Linked DNA regions of Mus musculus: all the other regions are linked to region 2. A link is a contact called in ENCODE POLR2A ChIA-PET data. All regions are on one chromosome and are shown on one strand. Each heading gives the region's core, a stretch centred on a gene start or an enhancer-like site at or near the end of the contact. The rest is flanking DNA. Distances are from core to core; before and after follow the strand shown.

The links. ChIA-PET counts read pairs that join two places held with the same protein, here RNA polymerase II (POLR2A).
Region 1: POLR2A ChIA-PET joins it to region 2 with 34 read pairs in Patski. The contact joins the promoter of Wdr47 here to the promoter of Sars in region 2. POLR2A ChIA-PET finds 5 or more read pairs at or near these places in 4 of 5 experiments (Patski and embryonic stem cell).
Region 3: POLR2A ChIA-PET joins it to region 2 with 25 read pairs in embryonic stem cell. The contact joins the promoter of Psma5 here to the promoter of Sars in region 2. POLR2A ChIA-PET finds 5 or more read pairs at or near these places in 5 of 5 experiments (Patski and embryonic stem cell).

Annotation. Positions count from the first base shown.
Region 1 is chr3:108,589,451-108,592,607 of GRCm38, forward strand. It overlaps Wdr47 (WD repeat domain 47), which reads left to right and starts at 1,828. Exons shown (of 15, transcript NM_181400.3): 1 at 1,828-2,147.
Region 2 is chr3:108,443,683-108,446,752 of GRCm38, forward strand. Sars (seryl-aminoacyl-tRNA synthetase) reads right to left here and starts at 1,577. Exons shown (of 11, transcript NM_001204979.1): 1 at 1,315-1,577. The coding sequence starts at 1,450.
Region 3 is chr3:108,255,046-108,258,205 of GRCm38, forward strand. It overlaps Psma5 (proteasome subunit alpha 5), which reads left to right and starts at 1,881. Exons shown (of 9, transcript NM_011967.3): 1 at 1,881-2,260. The coding sequence starts at 2,232.

The sequences.
Region 1 (3,157 bases), core at 578-3,077, 150 kb after region 2:
GCTTGACTCTGATCACTCTTCATCCTATTCATTAAGGCAACGTTTCTCCTTGACAGAGTTTGACAGTTAGTCAGCTTGTGTCCCTCACTCCCATGATCCATCTCTGCTTCTGAAGCTCCGGGTTTACAGGTGGCCACCAGCCTTGAATAACTACTGATGATCCAAACCCTGTTCTTCATGACTGCATGGCAAGCACTAACCACAGACCCATCTCTGCAGTCCCATCTTATTTTGAGACAGACTCTTACTATGTAGCTGGGCTCAGACTGGCCTCCAATCTGCAATACTCTTTATCCTGCTGGAATTACAGGCATGCACCAACATACTTGGTCTTTAAAGTATTGTATTTATTTATTGGATATGTTATGTGCATACACAATGCTGTGACTCACCTGGCCATTTATCTTGAACTGGATTTTTTGTCTGTTTGTTTTTGAGGTCCCAGCCTTTGCTGGCTGGAACTCATTATGTAAACCAGGCCAGGTAAATCTCTCATAAGTCTACCTCTGCCTCCTGAGTTCTGGATTCTTTATGCTAAGGTTCCTGGAGGTTCAGCTCCTTGAGCAGTACGTATCTGGGGGAATACTACTACACAAATGTGTAGGAGTGAGGTTACTACTGTAAATAAAAGGGCAGTTCAAAACAGCAGCCTTGTTAAGTGCTTCAAGATAGGATTAGCTTTACACATGGAGAGCCTGGAAGGGGATGGTTTTCATGGAGGGAGATGGAGTACGGAAAAGGGCAAGGAAGGAGTATTTATTTCACTTAAGCTTTATTAGTTAATCGTTGGAGTAGAATTAAGAGTCAAACCCAGTGCACAGAAGACATTTGGAAGTGTCAGACAGGTTGTCCTAGCTACTTTTTTTATTGATGTGATGAAACACCACGACCAAGGCAACTTATAAAAGACAGCATTTAATTTTTAGCTCAGGGTTCCAGAGGGTTAGTTCATGACGGTCTTGGCAGTGAATGTGCCAGCAGACAGGGAGGCCTGATGCTGGAGCAGTTGCTAACAGCTTACACGTGATCCACAAGCACCAGACATAAAACGAAGAAAAGGCTGGCTTGGGACTGGAGAGATGGCTCAGCGGTTAAGAACACTGACTGCTCTATTTGGAGGTCCTGAGTTCAAATCCTGACAACCACATGGTGGCTCACAACCATCCATAGTGAGATCTGATGCCCTCTTCTGGGGTGTCTGGCGACAGCTACAGTGTACTTACATATAATAAATAAATCTTACAAAAAAAAAAAAAAGCCAGAAAGGACTGGCTCTTGAAACCTCCAAGACCACCCTCAGTGACATCTCTTCCAACTTGTTCACACCTAATCCAGTGGTTCTCAACCTTCCTAATGCTGCGACTCTTTAATACAGTTGCTCATCTTTTGGTGGCCTCCTCACCCCCAGCCATAAAATTATTTTCGTTGCTACTTCAGACCAGTTGGTTACTGCTATGAATTGAAATTATATGATATGTTACCCTCCTAGGAGGTGTTGGGACCCATACGTTGAGAACTGCTATCCTTATCTTTTCCTGTCAGTCCAGTAACTGGGGACAAGCATTCAAATGCATGAGTATGGGGGCAATTCTCATTCAAACTACCACACCTGTCCACGCTATTTTGGGACATAACATAGCGTCACCCGAAGGTTCTGGGCCTACATTCTCCTTACAGTCATCTCCTAAACCATAAGAGCAGAGAAGGCGAGGGCCAGGAGCCTCCAGGCGTCAGTCTTAGATTCTGCCCGCCCCCGTGTTAGGCCCCGCCTCTAGGCCCCGCCCTACCCTCCTGGGCTGGCCCAGCCGACTCTTCTGCTCAGGCACCTGCCTAGCCGCCTCGCGAGGAGGGGTCCTGAGGCGGCTCCAGGGACGAGCAGTGATTGGCTGCAGCTGGCGGCTGGAGCTCCGTTCCAGCGGCGCTTGACAACCGCAGTCCGCGGAGCGGAGCGGTCGGAGGCGGGATCGGGGCGGACGCGAGCAGGACCGGCTGACGAGCTGATGGATTGACGTGCGGGCTGCTTAGCCCAGACCGCCGCCCTCGCGCTCGCGCCTTAGACTGGAATTGGCTGTCTCGGGGCTCTGGCCGCCGGCCTCTCCTCCGCGTTTTCCTCCACCGCTTCTGCCGGCTCCGCCCGGAGCTCTCAGGTGAGCGGATTCCAGGAGGCGGGGGCGGGCCGCCGTGCACCGTGGGTTGCCATGGTCACCCGTCGCCACCTGTCACTAGCCTGATGCGGCGCAGACCCCACAGCCCCTTGGGCGGCGTTCGCAGCCGGGAGGAGTGTCTTGGGTAGGCTTTGGTGGCGACTGCGAGAAGATGGGATGCGGGCGAGGCCCGGGTGTCTCGGGGACAGGACCTGGGACCCGCCAGGCAATCTATCCAGGCCGCCACTGCTGGACCACACCTTCCCCTACTTGCCAGTCTGATTCGGGCGGCTGGGCGATGCCCCTCGCCCTGGTATGGAGTATCCACCTCGCCGCTGCTGAGGGGCGCGAGGAGGGCTGACTGGGCTGCATCTGCCTCGCCCCTCTATTGGGCTGGGGCGAGACTGAGGGCTGCGCGCTGGTCCCTTTCCCTGCTCGCCTTGGCCGGCGAATGGGTAGGGAGTGGCGGGGTTGAGGGTTTGTGGGGGATCCGGGTTTGCCCTTTCTGACGCCAGGCCAGTGGCTGTTAGGAGCAGTCCTGTGGGGTCTGGGAGGGTGGGGACAGGGGCATCGACTGAATTTCGAACGTGATTTGTTCCCGGGGACGCCTGCGTAAGACACCGGAGGTTATGGAACTCAGAGGGTTAAGCTGCTTAGCTGTATTGGGGAGAAAAAGATTGGGGCTCTAGCTCTGGGACGACGCCTTTGGCAAAGGGGTAGGAACCAAGTAGGCAGCGGCAGTATTTGACCTGATGATTTCCCCCCTGTACATCCAGACATGCAGCTAGTAACTACGAAGGGTGTCGTCTGAGGGGAGCTTTTTTTTTTTTTTTTTTTTTTTGGCAACTTGGTTCTCACTGCATAATGAGAGGAGAAGTCTTTGTTCCACCCAGATTCATCGGTTGAAATCCTGACACTTAGTTTCCCCCCTTTGTTGTAGAGAGTTCATAGAATGCTATAAAAAGTTAATGGCACAGGAATTAACATACAGGTTTAAAAGGGCTGTAAATCTT
Region 2 (3,070 bases), core at 327-2,826:
AACTCACTATGTAGACCAGGCTAGTCTCAATCTCGGACATCTATCTCTTTCTGACCCCTAGAGTCCTGGGATTAAAGGCAGGTACCCCCCAAATATTCTTTATCTTAAACAAAAAAGGGGAGTTCAGTTTAGACCAATTCAAAACTTTTGGTCCAAGTGTAAACTCTGACAAATTACCCTATTAGAGTACCTGAGACATACAGAACAGGTACACAACTGTCAGCTAAGCAAATATGTTTTGATACCAAAGAAGCTTTTTAACAGTAAAATCATGTCCACAAAACACCCCTATGGGTATGGTGGCACACACCCTTGATCACTCTCGAAGCAGAGGCAAGTGGATCTCTGAGTTCAAGGCCAGCCTGGTCTACAGAGCAAGTTCCAGGATAGCCAGGGCTACAGAGAGAAAGAAATCCTGTTTATTTTGGAGGGTGGGAGTAGGAGGGAGACACTCTTGGATCGTGGGATTGCCTTAGCAGTGCTCTTATAAACCAGGTTCTCAGCTGGTTGCAGACCTATTGCATCAGACTACCCGAGTCACATGCCACTGACAACATCCGGTCTGCCAGGTGATCACTTGGGAGGCAGAGGATTCTAGAGCTTCTTTTAATTTCCTGAATGACGATGGGTCACTTCTACGCTGCCAACGTCTTTTCCAGAAAACTACCACAAATCACAACCATCCTCAGTAATTACAAGCTTTTTCTTGCCTTACAGCACCCCTCCGTCCTATCTGATCTAGCACGGAAAAGCCTGATTCTTAAAGGTATGCCTTCAGGGTTGGAGAAGTGGCCACCCCAAATTTCAGGGTCACTGCATTTAGTCAAGAGTAGCCTCCAAAGTCCCCAGATGGTTCGACTGGGGTGGAGTAATCCTAGGGTGCTGCAGAAGTCACTCAGTCTGAGAGAGCAGCCTTTGATCCCTGCAAAACCCGGAGGACTACGCTGGGTTTGCTAAAGACGAATAAAACACTGAGAATGACCAAAATGTATAGAAAATTAATTCCCAGCCCGCCCCCCAAGTAAAACTCCAGCTCTGGCTTGCTGTAGCTACGCAAGGGCCTGACAGCTCTCCCTGCGCGTGCGTGCGTGCAGCTCCTTCCTAAAGCACTGGCGGCAGTCAGCATAGAGCACGCGCGGGGAGGGACCCAGGCCGCGGGAGCTGCAGGGAGAGGGGGACAAGCCCGGTTCCCAGCTTGTTCTACGGACAAGCCGGTAGAGCCGGCCAGTCGCGGGAGCATCTGACAAAAGCTGTAAGCTGTGACCTCTGAAGCCATGAGGGATTCAAGGGATACTGCGAGCTCCTGGTACTTACATCGTCGCCACTCACTGTCTGCTTTCACCAGCTGGTCCACCAGCCCCGGGTCCTTGAAGCGCTTCTCCTGCGTCTCTCGAATGAGGGCTGGGTCCCCTCCTTTATCCACCCGAAACAAATCCAGGTCCAGCACCATCCTTCTACCTCACCAGTTAACACTAAGAGAGGACTGTAAGCGGCGGGTGGACGATGCACTGCGCCTGCGCGCTGACCTGGTCTCACTGCGCAGGCACCCGGCAGCCCGGGAGGGGGCGGCGCCTAGCTCGCCGGAAGCCGCAGTGTTAGGCAGGGTCCAGAGGGAGTGGTGAGAAGTGAAAAGGGCGTGGTAGCCTTATGCGGGTTGTTTCTCTGCTGAACTCCTTACTGAAAGGCCTTCTGATCGCCCCCCACTGAAATCGTGAATGCCTCAGGTTCCTCTGGTTGAAGGGAGTATCTCGGTGTGGACCGAAGCTGACTTGGAAGACAATGCACTTTGCAGATGCCAGTTTTCCTCTATCTTGATTACAGAGCACACACCCAGTTACCTACCCTCAAGATTCTCGAGCCCTGGGGCTTTTTGTTTTGATACAGGGTCTCACAGTGTAGCTCTGACTAGCAACTATGTAAACCTGGCCAGCCTCAAACAAAATGTTGGGATTAAAGATGTGTGCCATTTCATCCTTTATTTTTCTTTTTATACTAGCCCTACCCCCTTCCTCCCGCAACAAACCTTTGCCAAGCCCCCCTGAGATAAAAGGACAAGGTTAGAGACCCTGATGGACTTAATAAACAGAGACACTGGAGGGAGGCTAGGAGGCAGGATAATCTGAGCTTGTCCCCTCCCGGTCTCCTGCAGCTTTGGCTACAGTTTTGTGTTGAAAACCAGGGGAAGAAGGGTTGGGTGTCAGAAGACAGTCCATGAGATGAGCACACCTCTCTTCTCACATATCCCTCACCCAAATCCAATAGACCTTTGCAAGAAGTTGTAGCTTATATTTACGATTGAAACTATTCTATGTTTATGTAATTTGAGCATTGCCAGGCTATTCTATCAACACGTTCAAGTTATTCTTTTTGTCTGTTTGTTTGTTTTGTTTGTTGAGATAGAATCTATAGGCCTGGCTGTCCTGGAGCTCACTATGTAGACCAGGCTGGCTTCAGACAGAGATGCCTGCCTCTTCCTGGGGAGTCTCTGGTATCAAAGGGGTGTGCCACCAAGCCCAACCTACACACACCTGTTACTCTTAAAGTGAGAAGACCTCATTTGAAATTACCTCTCTTGGCCAGATGTGGTAGTGCATGTCCATGTGCATCCCTTGTGAGTGGGAGCAGCGGGTGCATGAGTTCAGGGCCAGCATGTCTCCAAAAAACCCAAACCTAGTCAGGCTTAGTAGTAGGTGCCTTTTATATCACATCGGAGGTAGAGAGCTCTGTAAAGTCAAGGCCAGCCTGTTCTAAATACCGAACTCCAAGCCAGCCAGAGCTGTGTAGTGAGAATCTGTCTCAAAAACCAAACACACATACAACCAAACCAAAAACCTACTGCTCTCACACAGTAGAAAACATTAACTAACACGGAACCCACAAACCTGCTCTCCCCTTCCTGTGTCTTCTCCTAAAAAGAACACTTTCCTGAGTATCTAGCAATCGGACGGCTGGAAAATGGAAAGCAGCCAAGAGAAGTTATAATAATAAATGTTAAGGATAGAGAGCTGCAGTCTTTGCAGAAAATACTTGAAGACTGTCATCAAAGTGTTGGGGGTCACTGAACCCCTGA
Region 3 (3,160 bases), core at 631-3,130, 190 kb before region 2:
AGTAGAAAAACGATGTGACTATGTGTGTGAGAGCACATACAGCTTCTGTGACATCCCTGTCCTCCTCGATTACCTCCCACTTTATTTTTTTGATATACAGTCTCTCACTGAACTCAGAGGTTGAAAGAAAATAAGCTTTCCTTTTTTTTTTTTTAACCCACAATCAGCTAGAGTTACATTTGGTGTTGCCTACCTATAACCCCAGAATTTGGGAGGCTGAGACAGGAAAATGGCCTGGAGTTCTAGGACAACCTAAGCTACATGGTTTCAAGGCGGAGTAGGCTAAAAGTAAGTACTTTCACTAAAAGCAAAACAGAGAACTAGCTTTCCCTTTCAGACAAATATGGCTCATTACACGGCCTCTCCCTCCCTCCTATTCCTTCTCCTTCATGAAGGTATAATTGACAAACAGTAGTTGCTTACATTTACATTATAAAAAATGATGTTTAAAAATATTACTTTTGAGACAGGGTCTCTCTACATAGCCCTGGCTAGCCTGGAACTCACTTGGTATACCAGGCTGGTCTTGAACTTAGAGATTCCCTGCCTCCTGAGTGCTGGGATTAAAGGAACTATCACACCCAACCCAGAATGGTATTTTTAAAAAGACTTTTCAATGTGTGTGTGTGTGTGTGTGTGTGTTTGTGTGTGTGTGTTATGTGTGACACATATATAGGGGCCAGCAGAGAGCAGAAAAAGGCAGTGGATCCCCTAGAGCTAGAATAAAGGGTAGTTATGTGCAGCCTGACTAGGACGCTGAGAACCAAATGTGGGCATCTAGAAGGGAATCAGGTGCTAAGCTATCTCTCCAGCCACCAGAATTATGTTTTGATATAGGTATATATCACGATTAAGTTAACTTTCACTAACATTTGCCTTTTTTGGTAGTGATTAAAATCTACCTTCTTAGAAAAATTTCAAGTGTAAGATATTAACTCTAGTCATCCTGGTGTATCATATATCTCCATTAGGTATTAATCTTACCTGAAACTTTGTACTCTGACCACCTCACACCCCACCCCCGCCAAGCCTGGGCAGAGGTTCATGCATGCTATGAAAGTACTCTGTCACCGAGTTACATTCCTAGAGAGTCAGGACTTCTTCTTTTTTTTTTTGTTTTTTTTGTTTGTTTTTAAAGATTTATTTATTTATTTTATGTAAGTACATCGTAGCTGTCTTCAGACACACCAGAAGAGGAAGTCAGATCTCATTCAGGATGGTTGTGAGCCACCATGTGGTTGCTGGGATTTGAACTCAGGACCTTCTGAAGAACAGCCAGTGCTCTTAACCCCTGAGCCATCTCTCCAGCCCGAGTCAGGACTTCTTAACCACCTAACTTTCTTTGATAAATGATTCATTTACAATGTTTCTTAAAAAAAAAAAAAGCTCAAGTTGCTCTTCTACCCTTAGGAAGAGAAAACAAGAAGCACATACACAAATTAAGGTCCTTAAAAGCAGTGACTAATCTGAAGCTCCGATACTGAACTCCAGGTCTGGGTCTGAAACTTGGATAGTTAGGGTGGTGGTGGTGATGTGTACGAATCCAGGAAAGACTTGATAAAATAATCGTACCTATGCAAGAAATTGAAAAACGTTCTTGCTGATTAGAACCTATCAACTTTTAAAACTTTTTTTTTCAACAAGCCCGGCTGGCAGAACTGCCGGGCACGCTGGTAGAGGCGCACACATTTCTCTACCCAAGTCAAAAAGTCCTCAGCAAACCTAGTTCCGGCTGCCACCGAGCCGGGAAGACAGCGAAGAGCTGGGCAGGCGAGCGCGAAGTAAGAGACCGGTGTCCCCCGGCTGCATTTACGCGAGCTGGCGAGACTTACGTCACGATTCCGACAACCCAGTCATCAGGCCAAGTCTTGCAGCCATCCAAAGCGCGGCGTGCTCACTCCTCGACGACGAGGTTCACTCTCACCGGTTGCCTCGAGTCCCAGCGCCCGTAGCAACCAAGGGTGACGGAAAGCGGAAGTGCTCTCTAGTTCCGCCTCCCTGTTAACCCAGGTCCGGTGAAGAAGCTTGTCAAGTCCAATCATCGCGGCGAGAATATCAATCAGCCAATAAAAGGGAAGCACGGGAGGGCGGGCTAAAAAGGTCGCGTGCGCACGCGCAGACGGCTGCAGGGTCCTTGGTGCTGTGGCGGTGTGGTTGATTAGGGTGCTGCTTTCAATCGTGTGGCCTTTGGGAACCCCGCGTAGCCACTGCCGCCTCCTTCTGTCCTCGCCATGTTCCTCACTCGGTCCGAGTACGACAGGTTCGTACGGCGGGAAGCAGCAGGGTCGAAATTTGGGTGGGCGGGCCTGGGGCCCGCGCCGCGGCCTGGGTTCTGCAGTGTCATGGGGCGCCCGGAGAACCTAAGTCTGGCGGGACCCGGGGAATCTGGTTCCCGAGGCGCCCGGCGAGATTCCCCAAGCTACACTGCAGCGGACCCGTTGCACTTGTCCCGCTGAGTCACCGCTAATCCTGACTCCCCGCGGAAGCGAGAGGCTGGGGCTGCTTGGGGCAGGCGGCGGAGAGGGATCGGGACCTTTAACCTGGAGTAGATTAGGGGGACACCAGCCTTGCGTCCGTCTTTTCAACCTAAGTCTGACTGCTTAGGAAAAAGAAAAGTGAAAGGAGTTTCCTTGAATAGAAGCTACCAGAGACTATTGGATGAGTTTGTAGGAATCCGTCCTGTGCTGTACATTTTAATCTTTTTTGAAGAGCGAAGGCAGTTTTCAGCTATGCTCGGATAAATATATTGCCTACAATCTGGTTTTGTGGGAACTTGAATGTACAGTGGTTCTCAGAAGAGTTTTAATACACTGATTCCATTTGACCAAAGTGTGTGTATGTGAGAGGAGGTTTGAAAGCAAGTTAATTTTAGTGTTGTGTTGAAAGCTAAATGTTTTGTAAAGTCAAAGCTGTGTGGTTGTGTTTATTAAAAGAGCAGACAACCTAAAAACTTTCAAGTCTCGAAAATGCTAACTAATACTGTCATAAATGCTGTAGATACTGTAACTTTCAGTTTCTGTTTTGAGCAGTTTTGCAAACCACTGGGTTCCTTTAAAAGTTAGGGAAAGCAGACATTTTCTTAGTTCCAGGTTACCACTGAGAAATTACTTTTCTTGGCAAGTATGTATTGAGCCTGTCAAAATATATATATGTCATTCCA